Regions from separate parts of the Homo sapiens genome. Here region 1 is linked to region 2. A link is a loop called in an ENCODE intact Hi-C map of the cell type or tissue named here. Cell type or tissue: endothelial cell of umbilical vein. All regions are shown on one strand. Each heading gives the region's core, and the rest is flanking DNA. Links, peaks and the distances in the headings are about the cores only.

Region 1 (7,673 bases), core at 1,746-5,745, 110 kb before region 2:
TACTGAGTATGTCCTAGGTACTGTTCTAAGTGCTTTACATAATGAACTCATTATTACTGTATGTTTACAAAAATATGTAGTAGTTCTATTACATAGTTAGAACTATGAGGTACAGAGGTACGGAGAGGTTAAGATCACACAACTTTTCACATCTGCTCAAGTTTATGAAAGCTAGTAACATTTAAACCCAAACAGGTTCAACTCAGGATCTGAACCCAGACAGTCTGACTCCAGAATCCATACTCAGAACTATTATATAATTTTATACTGTGTTTTATATAATAAGACCTTCTAAAAATATTACTAGAATGCTGCCTCTTAAAAGTATATTATAAATTTAGGATAAGCCTACTAATACCAAGCAAGCTAAGGCTGTAGTAGAAAAATAGGAATTAAAATTATCACATAGCATACAATTTTTTAGTTCTTTAGATTCTAAAATTGAGTTTTATACTATCTCCCAAAAGTATTGAATTAGCTTTGAGTTCATTGTTAACAAGCTGGTAGAAATAAAAAAATGATTGACAGCATTTTTGCAGAGAATTTTCTAATGGAATATTAATGTAATTTTAATTCAATCTGGGAAGATAACGATAATGGTTATTAAATAGACCATTGTTCTCATTCTATTCTAAATAATGGGACCAAGAAAAATACCTTTTTTAGTGTCATATTTTGTCTTTGAAACTCCAGTGAAGTAAATCACATGAAAATTCTCCAGAGGTTAAAAAGCTTGCTGGAATAGCATTATAATTACCCACCTGAACATGATGCCATTCTAGAGACAACAGTTGTACAACTACCAAGTTCTAGCATGATAGGTTGAAATATCTATCTTAACAAATGCTCTTGTCTATCTCTAACACAATGTTTAAAGCTTAATTCATTCAGTAGAGACCACAAACACAAAGGATGATTTATACATAAAAAAGTGAGTTTGATGTGCTGTAGATAATTTAGACACAAAATCCAACTTTAAATTATTTAGATAATTGAGGTTGAAATGCACTTTCAGGTTTAATTTTCTTTAAAATTTGTTTCTAGACTGGCCTCTTCTCTCATTGTTCTTCCTGCTTCCTCTTCCCTCCCAATTCTATGCCACACCCATTCTAATTTTTCAAATAGTCTATGTTCTCTCTCATTTCAGTAGTTTCATGTGTGATCTTTCCTATGCCCAAATGCTCTTTCTATACCAATGTTTCTCAATGTTTTTTTTTATTATTGCCCACCTAAGGAGACCTTCTTAGAAATTCTTTCCTAGTCATCTTCCCTCCCCTCAATTAAATATTAAGAGGAATACAATTTTGTCACATAGGATTGAGCTTTGGATGGTGACAAAACAGTGTGATAGCTAAGATTTATCTTGTCTGCCAAGCACCCATTTTCTTCTCCTGGGGGAGATCATGCCCTTGTTGAGAGTGCATGTTCTCTACTCAGTCCAATTCCTGGTCCCCACCACCCTTCCTTGCACTTGGCTAACTCCTATTCCACTTGCCAAGTGCAGTTCTCAAATTCGACTTCATTCCCTCCCAAAAGCCTTCTTTGGTTCTACGAGTCAGGGTCAGGTGCTTCTCCTATGTGCTTCTATTAAATGCAGTACAGCAAGTCATCACTTAAAAGTGTCATATAGGTTCTTGGAAACTGCAGCTTTAAGCAAAATGATATACAGCATGACCAATTTTACCATAGGCTAATTGAGATAAATAAGAGTTCAGTTTCTACAGCATATTTCTGGTCACAAAATCACTACTATACTTCTAAATAAAGAATGAAACACTTCTAATATGAAACATTGAAATAAATGTGAGCTATACATACATTTATTTTAAGGAACTGGCTTATGTGTTTGTGAGGGCTGGCAAATCTGAAATCTGCAGAGCAGGTTGGAGACTCAGGGAAGAACGGATGCTGCAACTGGAGTCAGAAGAACTCCCTCTTCCTTGAGGACCTCAGTCTTTTCCTCTTAAGGTTTTCCACTGAATGAGGCCCACCCATATTATGGATGGTAATTGGCTTTACTGAAAGCCTACTGATTTAAACGTTAATCTCATCTAAAATACACCTTCACAGCAATACCTAGACTGATGTTTGGCAAATATCTGGGTACCAGGGCATAGCCAAGGTGACACCATCACAGTGTCCAACATATAGTTATGCCTAGCACATAGTTTCAAATAATTATCTGATGAATGAATTTTTTTAAAAAAACCTCACTCACATTACAGGGTGAACTTATGGTGTCAGTTAGCTCTATCAGTCAGCTAAAGTTCGTTTATGCTTCAGTGATAAATGACCCCAAAGTCTTGGTGGCCTAAAATCATAAAGGTTTTCTTGTTCATACTACATATCCACTGAGGTTCAGCTGCTGCCCTGGTCTGTGTCACTGTCATTCTGAGACATAGGCTGATGAAACAGCCTTCACCTGGAACACTGCCTGTTTCATGGCAGAGGGAAGAGGCTCTTAAAAGGTTCTGTTAGGATGTGCACACATCACTTCTTTTCATATTTTATTGGGCAGAGCAATTTCACAGCTAAGCTTCACATCAGTGGGGCAAGGAAATGTAACTGTCCAGCAGGGAACAGCAGCAAATAATTGTGAAAAACATGGTGGAAATGAAGTCTGGAGGTATAATGAGATACGTGGTTGCTATGGGTTGGACCATGCCCCCCTTAGTTTCATATGTTGAAGTCCTAACTCCCAGTTCCTCCGGATGTAATCTTATGTGGATATAGGGTTACTGCAGATGTAATTAGTTAAGATGAGGTCATTAGCGTGAACCCTAATCCAATATGACTGGTGGTCTTATAAAAAGGTGAGATCTGGACATATACATAGACCCTGTGTGAAGATGAAGGCACAGACTAAGGTGATGCTCCTACCAGCCAAGGAATGCAGAGATTTCCAGGCAATCACCAGATGATAGTGGGGGTGGGGTATAGAACAATCTTATTCACAGCTCTCAGAAGGAACTGGCCATGCTGATACTTATCTCAGACTTTTAGCCTCCCAAACAATGAGGGAATAAACTGCTGTTATTTAGTAAGCCACCTAGTTTGTAGTACTTTGTTAAGGCAACCTGAGGGAACTAACACACTGGTGAAAGTTTACAAGACACTATACAATGTTCGGAGTCACCAAGATTCTGCAGTAGATGCAAATGCTCACTGTCTAAGTAAGAACTACTTCCCAGAGCAGATCCAGTATCAGGTAATTAAAATCAACCTAGAATCCTACGGGGAATCAGGGCATGAGTCCCAGGCAAGTAAGGGAATGTCTATAAGGCTTGTATAACTTCTGGATCAGCTAACCCTGTGATATGACTTTGGCTACCAGGGTGATTAAAGGCCTATACTTCCATGTTATTAACGCAAAACTGCTAGTGAAATCAAAGGTAGCATCTTTTAACCTTACTTATGCTCACTTGAGGCTAATTTCTAGAACAATGAAGTTCTAGAAATTCACCACCAGGTGGCAAGCTTGACAAAGATAAGGAAAAGATTAAGTCTTTAAAAAAGTTTGGACAGATCGAAAAAAACTAATACTGTATGTTGAACCCATGATCTTAAGACCCTAGTCCATCAAAGTTTCAATTGTATATATTTTTAGGACTCTTCCCATAAGATCTGAGGCAGGTGAGATGGGACAGGTACAGAAAAAGTCTTCCTAAATGATGGGCTGAAGCTGGGAGAATTGAGGCTGTGGATATCTGTGTAGTATGGGCTGTGAATCAAGTCTTCATCCAGAGAAGTCAAGGTCACAGCCAAAAAGTTTAATATTAGTAACAATAATAATAACTGCAAGAAAAGGCCAGAAATAGGAAATGCAAAGCTCATGGATGGAGAGGTGAAAACAGAACCAGGCTTGGGAAACAGATGGATACCACACTTCGGGACCAGGAAAGAGCAGAAGTGGGCACCCTTTTCATGGGGGGCCTGGATGCTGGAGGGCCCAAATGTTACTGTCTTTTAGATCTATGAAGTGGGGATTTGTAGTTGCAATCATGTGTCATTTAAAAATATTTTTAATTGTCTCTTAACAAAGTACTGTATCTTAAGTATTTTATGAATTTTCTGAGTCATAAAAATTTCACTTTTAATTACAACGTATGTTTTTGGTTGTTTTTGTGCCATATTTTACTCATTCATTCCCCTGTTGCTGGGCATGTTATTTCAGTGTCTTGTTGTCTTGCAATGCATTTTGGTGTCTCTCTCTTTTTTTTTTTTTTTTTTTTTTTTGAGACAGAGTCTTGCTGTTGGCCAGGCCGTAGTGCAGTGGCATGATCTCGGCTCACTGCAACCTCTGCCTCTTGGGTTCAAGCGATTCCCCTGCCTCAGCCTGGGACTGAGAGATGAAGCCAGGTGGACTTCCTGGGTCGAGTGGGGACTTGGAGAACTTTTCTGTCTAGCTAGAGGATTATAAATGCACCAATCAGCGCTCTGTGTCTAGCTAAAGGATTGTAAATGCACCAATCAGCATTCAGTAAAAATGCACCAATCAGCGCTCTGGGTCTTGCTAAAGGATTGTAAACGCACCAAATCAGCACTCTGTGTCTAGCTAAAGGATTGTAAACACACCAATTAGCACTCTGTAAAATGGACCAATCAGCACTCTGTAAAATGGACCAATCGGTGCTCTGTAAAATGGACCAATCAGCAGGATGTGGGCAGGGCCAAATAAGGGAATAAAGGCCGGCCACGTGAGCCAGCAGGGGCAACCTGTCCGGGTCCCCTTCCGTGGTGTGGAAGCTTTGTTCTTTTCACACTTCATAATAAATCTTGCTGCTGCTCACTCTTTGGGTCCGCACCACCTTTAAGAGCTGTAACATTAACCCGAGGGTCTGTGGCTTCATTCTTGAAGTCAGCGAGACCACGAACCCACTGGAAGGAAGAAACTCTGGACACATCTGAAGGAACAAACTCCAGACACACCATCTTTAAGAGCTGTAACACTCACCACAAGGGTCTGTGGCTTCATTCTTGAAGCGAGCGAGACCAAGAACCCACAGGAAGGAATAAATTCCGGACACAGGACTACCGGCACGTGCCACCATGCCTGGCTAATTTTTTGTATTTTTAGGAGAGACTGGGTTTCACCACGTTAGCCAGGATGGTCTTGATCTCCTGACCTCGTGATCTGCCCACCTTGGCCTCCCAAAGTGCTGGGATTACAGGCATGAGCCACAGCGCCCAGCCCCACATTTCAGTGTTTCTACTGTGCATTTTAATTATATGGTCTCTGCTCTTTTCCCCTGCATTTTAAAGTTTCACGTGGAAGGTGAGTGCTGTATTGTAACAAAACTAATTATCACAAGAAGGATAATATCCTCAATATTATAGTCATCTGGTTCTATCAAACTAAACACATTTAACTTTTGATTTACTTTTATTGAAGCTTTACATTATATATACAACACAGAGTCATGTGCTGCATAAACACGTTTTGGTCAATGACAGATTGCATATATGACGGTAGTCCCATAAGACTATATGGAGCAGGCCGAGCATGGTGGCTCATGCCTGTAGTCTCAGCACTTTGGGAGGCTGGGGTGGGTGGACCACCTGAGGTCAGGAGTTCAAGACCATCCTGGCCAACATGGTAAAACCCCGTCTCTACTAAAAATACAAAAATGAGCTAAGCGTGGTGGCAAGTGCCTGTAGTCCCAGCTACTCAGGAAGCAGTGGCAGGAGAATCGTCTGACCCAGGAGGTGGAGGTTGCAGTGAGCCGGGATCATGCCACTGCATTCCAGCCTGGGTGACAGAGCGAGACTCCATCTCAAGAAAAAAAAAAGAGTATATGGAGGTAAAAATTTCTACTTGCAGCCAGGTGCAGTGGCTCACGCCTGTAATCCCAGCACTTTGGGAGGCTGAGGCAGGCGGATCACAAGGTCAGGAGTTCGAGACCAGCCTGGCCAATATGGTGAAACCCTGTCTCTAATAAAAATACAAAAATTAGCCGGGTGTGGTGGCATGCGCCTGTAGTCCCAGCTACTCCGGAGGCTGAGGCAGGAGAATTGCTTGCACCCGGGAGGCAGAGGTTGCAGTAAGCCGAGATCACGCCACTGCACCCCAGCCTGGGTAACAGAGGTAGACTCCATCTCAAAAAAAAAAAACAGTTCCTACTTGCCTAGTGGAGCCATTGTAGCTGTTGTAACATTGTGGCATGATGCATTAGTCACGTGTTTGTGGTGATGCTGGTATAAACCTATTGCAGTGCCAGTCATATAAAAGTCTAGAACATACAATTATGTACAGTACATAGTACTTGATATGATAACAAGCAACTATGTTACTGGTTTATGTATTTACTATACCATACCTTTTATTGTTATTTTAGAGTGTACCCTTACTTATTAAAAAAAAGTTGACTATAAAACAGCCTCAGGCATGTCCTTCAGGACATTCTGGAAGAAGACATTGTTATCATAGCAGATGACAGCTCCATGCATGTTATTGTCCCTGAAGACCTTCCAGTGGGACAAGACGTGGAGGTAGAACACAGTGATACTGATGATCCAGTTCATCGGTAGGTCTAGGCTAACGTATGTGTCTTAGTTTTTAACACAAAAAAGTAAAAAAAGAAAATTACTAAAAATAGAAAAAATTTATAGAATGACATAAAATATTTTTAAATATTTTGTATAGTTTGTGTGTTAAGTGTTATAGAAGAGTCAAAGATTAAACATTTAAAAAGTTTATAAGGTAAAAAGTTACAGTAGGTGAATTGTCTTCAATTTATTATTGAAGAAGAAAGGTTCTGTTCTGTTTTGTTTTTTTGAGACGGAGTCTCACTTCGTTGCCCAGGCTAGAGAGCAGTGGCACGATCTCGGCTTACCACAACCTCTGCCTCCCGGGTTCAAGCGATTCTCCTGCCTCAGCTTCCTGAGTAGCTGGGACTACAGGCACGTGCCACCATGCCCAGCTAAATTTTGTATTTAAAAAAAAATTGATTTTTATTTTTTTGAGACGACGTTTCGCTCTTGTTGCCCAGGTTGGAATGCAACGGCGCAATCTTGGCTCATTGCAACCTCCACCTCCCGGGTTCAAGTGATTCTCCTGTCTCAGCTTCCCGAGTAGCTGGGATTACAGGCACCTGCCACTATGCCCAGCTAATTTTTGTATTTTTAATAGAGATGGGGTTTCACCATGTTGGCCAGGCTGGTCTCGAACTCCTGACCTCAGGCGATCTGCCCTACTCGGCCTCCCAAAGTGCTGGGATTATAGGCGTGAGCCACTGTGCCCTTCCTTTATTTTTGTACTTTTAGTAGAGACGAGGTTTCACCATGTTGGCCAGGCTGGTTTTGAACTCCTGACCTCAGGTGATCCACCTGCCTCAGCCTCCCAAAGTGCTGGCATTATAGGCGTGAGCCACTGCACTTGGCAGAAAAAAGTTTTAATAAATTTAGTATAGCATAAGTATACAATGTTCATAAAGTCTATAGTAGTGTACAGTAATGTCCTAGGCCTTCACATTCACTCTACTCACTCACTGACCCACCCAGAGCAATCCTGCAAGCTCTATTCATGGAAAGTGCTCTACACAGGTGTACCATTTTCTTATCTCACTGCATTTTTACTGTACCTTTTCTATGTTTAGATATGCAAATACCATTATGTTACAGTTGCCTGTAGTATTAAGTACAGTAACATGCTGTATAGATTTGTAGCCTAGGAG
Region 2 (8,348 bases), core at 1,947-5,946:
ACCCAATATTCTTCCACTGGGGCTGTTTCAACTGCCAGGACATTTCATGGCATGTGCAGCTGATGCTCTGGTAAAAATTCACCTAAACCTCAGGGTCCTCAAAATGCCTAATTTGATTTAAGCTCATGTCTCTGTTGTGACATATTTTGCCACAAAGTTTCCAAAGCAATGGTGTCTGTGCACTATGTGGAACTCCCATAGGTTTTCTGTAGAATTTCCTTTTCACTTGTAGTGGAATGGCTATTTGGATAATGTATTACAAAAATGTAAAAAATAAGGTTCATTGTTTAATATTAATGTCAGACTCCAAAATTCCTGATAGAGAGGGAAATGTATGTTCTTGGAAACAAACTTGAAATGCATATTGGAGAAGAGGCATAGCTCCAACAATTTAAGTATCAGCAGATACCTAAGCAAGAAAAAATGACTATTAAATTGCTTTGTTAAAAAATTTTGTTTGTTTTGAAAAACAAGGTAGTGAGTAGAGGGAAGAGGATAGAATATAGGAGAGGACAGACTGAAACTAGCAAGGTAGAAGTAGGCTGGGCTCTTGTGGAGTGAAGGGCTGTGGTTACCCTCAAAGTTATGATGGTCAGAGAAATCCTAGGAAGAAAACTTCCAACACTTACATCTTTAACTAATTCTACTACACTCAAATGTGCTTTCTCAATTGTCTTACATTTGGGAGTGAGGGTAGATGAGGCACTATGTCCAATTCTATCTCATGTTAAACTGCCAACCCAAAACTGAGAGGTCTTCTTCATTATGGTTGGGAAAGTCCTATTGGAAAGGATCTGTCAGTGACACAGCATCATCTCAGCTGGCTCTGGAAAACCACCAAATGGCATAGGAATATAACGGAAAACTCTGCATAACCACAGACACCAGAGTTAGACATAAAAGTGAAAGCACTCAAATGTTCATCAAGAGTTGAGCGTTAAATAATTCATGATATATTCATATAATAAACACTATAGAGCAATGAGAACAATTGACCTACAGCTAAACCCCAAAATATCTACCAATCTTACATGTTTATTATTGAGTAAAAGACACTGGATACTAAGAAATATGTACTCTAAGATTCCATTTGCCTAAAGTACCAAAGCAGGATAGTAGTCTTGATGGGTGTAGGAGGAGGTGGTAGAGCATGAAGAGGGCTTCATGGAAACTGTTGTATTCTGAATTTTCTTTGGGTGCTGGCATTCTGAATATATTTAGTTTGCTCAAATCCACAGAGCTGTATATTTATGATGTGTCCACTTTTCTATATGTGTATTTATGCTTCAAAGTAATTTACTTATCTAACAAAATATGGAAATAAATATAACAAAATATGCCAAGGACTATACACTGAAAACTATGCAATATGCCAAGGGCTAATAAATGGTGGAACATATCATGGTTATGGACTGGAAGACTGACTATTTTGTGAGTCTAATTTTTCCACAAATATATCTATATATTCAATGTAATTGCCAGACTTATACATATAGTGAGTTGATTTATGGTAACGATAGTGAAAGGATAATCTTCTCAATAAATGGTGTCAGGCCTTCTATACACGTTAGAAAGAAATAAAACCTGGTTCTTACCCTCCTGACATTAAAAATAAGGCAATTCCAAATGGATTATAGATCTAAATGTGGAAGATAAAACAATCAAACTTATAGAAAAAAAAAGTCAATGACATTATTTTCACATTCTCCAGATTGGGAAACTGATACAAAACTATAATATTAAGTGTAAAAAAAAAAAGTCAATACATTTAACTACATTAAAATTGAGAACTGACAAAGATATAATTAAGAGACTGAAAAGGCAAATCAAAGATTAAAAACATATTATATATATAATTAGAATATGTAATGCAGTCTTCAAATCTACAAAAAAATAGAAGTAAAAGTCTTAAATAAGCTCATCCAAAAGAGGATCTCCTAATGAACAGCAAACATGAACACATGTTCAACTTCCGTAATTGTCTTTTATTCTCAAGGAAAACCAAATTAAACTGTGAATGAAATCTACATGTACCCACTAGAATGACTATAATCCAAAAGGCTGACATATCCAAATGATGGCAAGAATGTAGAGCACTGGGGAGCCTTAATATTGCTGATGAGAGTATAAATTGTGACAATCATATTAAAAATCTATTTGATATTATGTACTATGAGGTGAAAAAATGCATACTATATATTGAATACTTCTACTCCTAAGTATCTGTAGTGAAATATTATTACAGAACCCAAAAGCTTTCACATATATTTTAATACATAATATTGAGTTAAGGAAGTCAGTCATACAGCAAAACATTGTGTATGTTTCAGTTTATATAAAGAATAAAAAGGAGACAATAGCTGGATGCGGTGGCTCACGCCTGTAGTTTCAGCACTTTGGGAGGCCGAGGTGGGCAGATCACGAGGTCATGAGTTTGAGACCAGCCTGGCCAACGTGGTGAAACCCCGTCTCTACTAAAGATACAAAAAATTAGCCGGGCGTGGTGGCATGTGACTGTAATTCCAGCTACTCGGGAGGCTGAGGCAGGAGAATCGCTTGAATCTGGGAGGCGAAGGTTGCAGTGAGCTGCGATTGTACCATTGCATTCCAGCCTGGGTGACGGGGAGAGATTCTGTCTGAAAACAACAACAACAACAACAATAACAACAAAACAGACAGTAACAATCTATGCTCTTCCAAGTCAGGTAAAAGTTTCTGTATTAATTATCTGATATTGCATAAGAAATACCCTCTAAATGTAGTGAACTGAAACGTTTATTGTCTCATAGTTTCTAAAGTTCACAAGAATCTAGGAAGAAGGGGGATAATTATCTTTGTCATATTGCTGAGACATAAAATAAAATGAGGATGGAGAATTGACCATTCGACCTATCAGCATGGAGCAGGCAGGTCATGAGAGGGACTGATTGTGTGGGACTCTTGATATTGAGATTATGGAGGAGGTTTAGTTACTGGTAAGGAAAAGTTTCAGGCTGAGGTGAGATGATAGAAAAGACTTTCAGCTATTAGGAGGTCAAGGAACTGAGAGGCTGGGGAGATGCTTGTCTACCATATCTGAAAGGGCCCAAAGATCAACAAGAGTAATGGTAAGGAGAGAAAGGGTCAGTTGTTAAAATATTCAGTGAATAAAGGCATCCTGGGAGATCCAGGATGCCTAGCACAAAGGAGTTTTGAGTAGTACAGCCTGATGACATGTGCTTCACTTTATGTGTTTGTTTTGTTGTTGTTTTGTGGTTTTCTGGTGGGTTGAGGAGCTAAAGAAAGAGGGTAAGTTATCCGGAAGCAACAATGAAGAGGAAGAAGGGCATTTAATCTGTCACTTCAAGCTCTGTCAAATTAGGAATATGGAGGAAAAGCATGGTGTCAACACTTGAGAAAGGTGCTGGCATATTGCATATGGAAAGCAACTCTGCCAGTCATCAGCTTTGTGAGTTCTCTATGCCTCCTTTCATCATCTTCTCAATAAGCACATCAATACCTAATTCATATTATTTTGTGAGGCTGAATTGGGATAATGTACATAAAAGTCTTAACACATTATTAGAGGCTCATTTTGAACTTTGAAAACTTAGTAACACTTTCAATTAAGTATTAAAACACATTTCCCAAACTTAGTATTTGAATGTATGCTCCTTCTAAAAATGTTTTCAGAGCACAAAATATGTAATAATGTTATCTTTTATGTTGGTATCATTAGTACTTTGCCTAATGTCTCTTTTGATATTTCACATATGTCTATAAAATGTCTATTCAGGATGAGAGGACATAAAATAAATTACATAGCATTTTGTATCTGTATAAAATAAATATGGTCTAAATAAGTATTGTCAGAATACTATGCAGCCATAAAAAAGATTGAGATTGTGTCCTTTGCAGCAACATGGATGGAGATGGAGTTCATTATCCTAAGCAAACTAACACAGGAACATAAATCCAAATACCACAAGTTCTCGCTTATAAGTTGGAGCCAAACATTTATTACATAGGGACACAAAGAAAGGAACAGCAGACACCAGGGCCTTCTTGAGGGTTGAGGGATGAGAGTGAGGGTTGAAAACTACCTATCAAGTACTATGCTGATTACCTGGGTGATGAAATCATTTATATACCAAATCCCTGTGACATGCAATCTACCTATATAATGCTTGCACATGTACCCCTGAACTTAAAAGTTGGAAAATAAATAAAAATAAATGTTGTCAGACCATGCTTTATTGACACCATATACTAAGCAAATGACTTAACTGTTTTTGTCTAGTGTTCATACTGTAAGAAAAAGCTAAATAAAGAGGATAAATGATTTGGAAGCAAAAAATAAGAATAAAGGGCATCAAATCTGTGACTCTGAGCTTTGTCACATCAGGAATATGGAGGAAAAGCATGGTGTCACCACTAGAGGGAGGTGCTGTCATATCACATATGGAAAGCAACTTTGCCACTCCTCAGCTTTGTGAGCTCTCCATGCCTTATTCCATTGTCTTCTCATTGAGCACATCAATATCCAGTTTGTATAGTTTAGTGAGGCTGATATAAGATAATGTACATAAAAGTCTTAGCTCATTTTGAACATTGAAAATGTAACACTGTCAATTAATTATTTAATATCAAGATACCTTTCCCAAACATATGTAAATATATGCTCTTTCTAAAAATGTTTTCAGAGCATAAAATTTGTTATAATGTGTAAATGTGTGATCTTTTATTAAGGAATTTTTTTGCCAATCATTTACATATTCCGCAGTTTGAACAGAGGAGTGTAAAGCAATTCCAGCAGCCGCAGCAGTACCTGTGACTGTAATAAGGCCCATAATGACCGTTATAAGGGTAAAAATAAATCTTTTTGTTTTGGTAAACAGTCCCCTTAACATTTCTGTGACAATATGAATGGAAGGAGAGGCTCCCCAAGGTCTATTGAGGGAAACCGGTATCCAAACTCCTTCTCTAGCCCTCACCAGCAACACAGATGTTTTTACACCAAATGTGCAATCAATACAGATGAAAAGGCAACAGTTTTGACAAGTAATGGTTTGAGAATTTGGTCGAATATTAATATTTCTGACAATTAACATTAAAGGAGGCTTGACACAACTCTGAATGGGTATTGTTTGGCTGGAACAAAACTGATACGTAAATTGATGTCTCCCACCTTCTCCATTAATATAATTTTTTTTTCCAAACCCGAATATGAGATTGGGCCATCATTAACTTTCATAATTCAGGATGTTTAGGGTCTATGATTGGATTACTCATTTTTGGATGTGGGTCGGCCATACCAAAATTGGTCCAAATTATGGGAAAATGAGCACGTTTTTCAGTGTAAATGGTGTCATCTCTTTGATAATATAGTTCTTGGTTTAGTCCTATCTTGCATCTATCATTCTGATTGGTACAATTAACTGCAAAGGTCCCCTTAGGGGCCCAATCAATGATGATTCCATAGGGATTATTTTGCAGTACCACAGTGTGATCAGTGATGCAATCCTTCCAAATCAATGTTTCTAAATCCTTTGACCATTATTGAGGTTGTTGACACCTCTCTTTTCTGGGCTTAAACTGTTCCAATTGAACCAAACTTTGTAAAATAAATGACAGGATACTGGTCTTTGATTATGACCTGGAATCTTAACTAGCCAATGTTGTCGGTAGCCTTTTAGGCAACAGATAGCCAGCCCTATGCAAACAGGGGGGAATTGATAACCCACGGACACATTTATTAACATTCCTTCCTCCTCTGGGTGAGAGGGCCCACGAGAATCTGTAGGCTCAGGCATCCAAACACTACTATGAACGTAAACCTCAACCGGGGTTTCCAACCATGTGACAGGCCTAATTAAAGGCAGGAATGGGACATATGCCCAATAGGCATAATTAGCTGCAGTTGCTCCTGCAGGCCTGGGGAGACTTACCACCGTTGACACAATCATCAAGGCTGCAAGCTGCATATTCTCTGGAGTTTGGATTACCCTTGTGTTCTTTAGGCTTTTTTCAGCTAACTGTGTCAGCTTCTTTAATTGTGCCCAAGTCGGCGGCTCCGCTTTCTTGGTGGATGACAACTTTATCTGTAAGTTGTAGGTACCTAAACTGGAAGGTGTTTTTTTCCTGGGGAAATACAAGCAAAACCTCTCCCACATGTCATCACTTTCCGTGTTTCCCATGTTTTATTTTTATTATCTTTCTACCAAATCAGTTTTCCTTCATGTGGGCTGTTCCTTTTACCAGTTAGATGTTCTGCAGGGGTAATGGTCTGATTTCTATAAATGTTCAAAAAATTTAAAGTATAGAGTATTAGATTAAGTTGCATCTGGGGAGTGTTAATACTCCTTACTGTTTCTTCCTTTTTTTTTTTTGTTTAACCAATTGAGCTTTCAGTGTTCTATTAGTTCTTTAAATTATGGCCTGTCTTTGGGAATTATAGGGAATTCCTGTTTTATGTGTAATTTTTCACTGATTTAAGAATTTTTGAAAAGCTTTACTACAGTATCCTGGCCCATTGTCCATTTTAATTTTTTTTTTTAACTCTCATGACAGCAAAACAAGATAATAAATGTCTTTTAACATGGGAAGTACTTTCTCCTCTCTGGCAGGTTGCCCATATGAAATGTGAATAAGTATCAACTGTCACATGGACAAATGACAATTTTCCAAATGAAGGTACATGCGTGACATCCATTTGCCATAACACATTAGGACTTAGACCTCTGGGATTAACTCCTGCCTCCTGAGTGGGCAGGTGTAGAATCTGACACCGGGTGCAATCTTGTACAATATTTTTTGGCTGTTTCCATGTGATATCAAATTTATTTTTAATCCTGCTGCATTTACATGAGTCAAGGCATGAAGTTCTTGTGCTTCCATGAATGCAGATGATACTAGCAAGTCAGCTTGTTCATTTGCTTTAGCCAAAGGCCATGGTAAATTAGGGTGTGCTCGAATATGAGTAATACAAAATGGGAAATTTCTTTTTCTTACAGTTTGTTGTAACAAATTAAACAGCTCGTTTAACTGATAATCCATACTATATTTGAGTAGGGCTGTCACATGGTTGGAACCTCCGGTTGAGGTTTATGTTAATAATAGTGTTTGGATGCCTGAGCCTACAGATACTTGTGGGCCTCTCACCCAGAGGAGGAAGGAATGTTAATAAATGTGTCCATGGGTTATCAGTTCCCTCCTGTTTGCATAGTTCCCTTGGCTGCGGGTGGGAGGTCCCCGGCTTCTTGCACTTCCTGGGTGAAGCAACGCCCCACCCTGCTTCTGTTCGCCCTCAGTTGGTTGAACCCACTGCTTAACCGTCCCAATGAGATGAACTGGGTACCTCAGTTGGAAATGCAGAAATCACTTGCCTTCTGCGTGGGTTTCACGGTGCTGCAGACCGGTGCTGTTCCTATTCGGCCATCTTGGTCCCTCCCCTCAACTGGCACTCTTTAAATAATAAAAATCTTATGAGAATCATCAAACCGTTTGCTGAATTTGATCCATTCTCTCATGAGTACTTGGAAAAATGGCAGTGTGTGAAAATAAATATGACAATTGTATCCAAAATAAATTATGAAGACTTAATTGAAATAGAAATAGGCACATAGAAAGTGAAATGTTAAATAAATAAAGCAGGTTCTAAAAACTACTTCCTTATTAGATTTTATACCAGATTGGATAAATACTGATCCTTGATTCTTACAAGCTAACACTATTACAAAAAATCTTGAAATATTTTTTCTAACTCAAATTATTTATCTGACTATATTCAACAAATGAAACAAATTCTAGTTGATTGTAACATGCCATTGAACAGGATTTGTGGGATTAGTCTGACTCTGTGCTATGATAATATAGCTATTATGAAAAGTAAGGATTAAAGATGTGTGCACTCTTTAAAAACATCACTAAATAAACAGAATGTGCTATATGGATCTTATTCTCTTTTATAAGGGAATAAGCTGACCTCATAGTACTGAAAATGTTAAATACTAAGGTATTTTCAAGTTATATTTTCTTTTTGGATTCATCATGAAGAAGAGTGTATTATGCACACAGATCAATGTGCATTTTCTTAATTTTTATTCTTTATGGATACATAATAGTTGTATGCATTTATGGGTTACATGTGATATTTTGATACAAAAATAAAATATGCAATGATCAAATCAGGATAATTGGGATATCCTTCACCTCAAGCATTTATCATTTCTTTGTGTTCGGAATATTCCAATTCCACTCTTTTAGTTTTTTGAAATATGGGTACAAAAATATAGTTAGAAGAAATAAGATTAATGTTGTTAAAAATAGTTTAAATGAAATGTCTACTTGTGATGACAAAGGGAAGGAAA

What was found. A loop is a pair of places that touch in the nucleus more often than their neighbours do. Peaks named below come from ENCODE experiments on the same cell type or tissue, not always from the same donor. Only the 100,000 strongest peaks of a DNase experiment are listed, where the experiment ranks them.
Region 1: it touches region 2 in a loop (2.7-fold over the local background); 2 of 110 quality-filtered maps call a loop at or near these places.

The regions. Positions count from the first base shown.
Region 1 is chr1:88,970,258-88,977,930 of GRCh38, forward strand. All of the region lies in intron 2 of KYAT3 (kynurenine aminotransferase 3), which reads right to left. Among named protein-coding and RNA genes, the nearest start is that of KYAT3, 19 kb to the right of the region's middle. In endothelial cell of umbilical vein, for the core only: a CTCF peak has its summit at 3,455 (motif pointing right); a DNase peak (open chromatin) is centred at 3,494.
Region 2 is chr1:89,081,567-89,089,914 of GRCh38, forward strand. All of the region lies in intron 4 of LOC105378841 (a long non-coding RNA gene), which reads left to right. Among named protein-coding and RNA genes, the nearest start is that of GBP1, 21 kb to the left of the region's middle. In endothelial cell of umbilical vein, for the core only: no CTCF peak of the experiment used is centred there; a DNase peak (open chromatin) is centred at 4,425; H3K27me3 peaks cover 277 bases.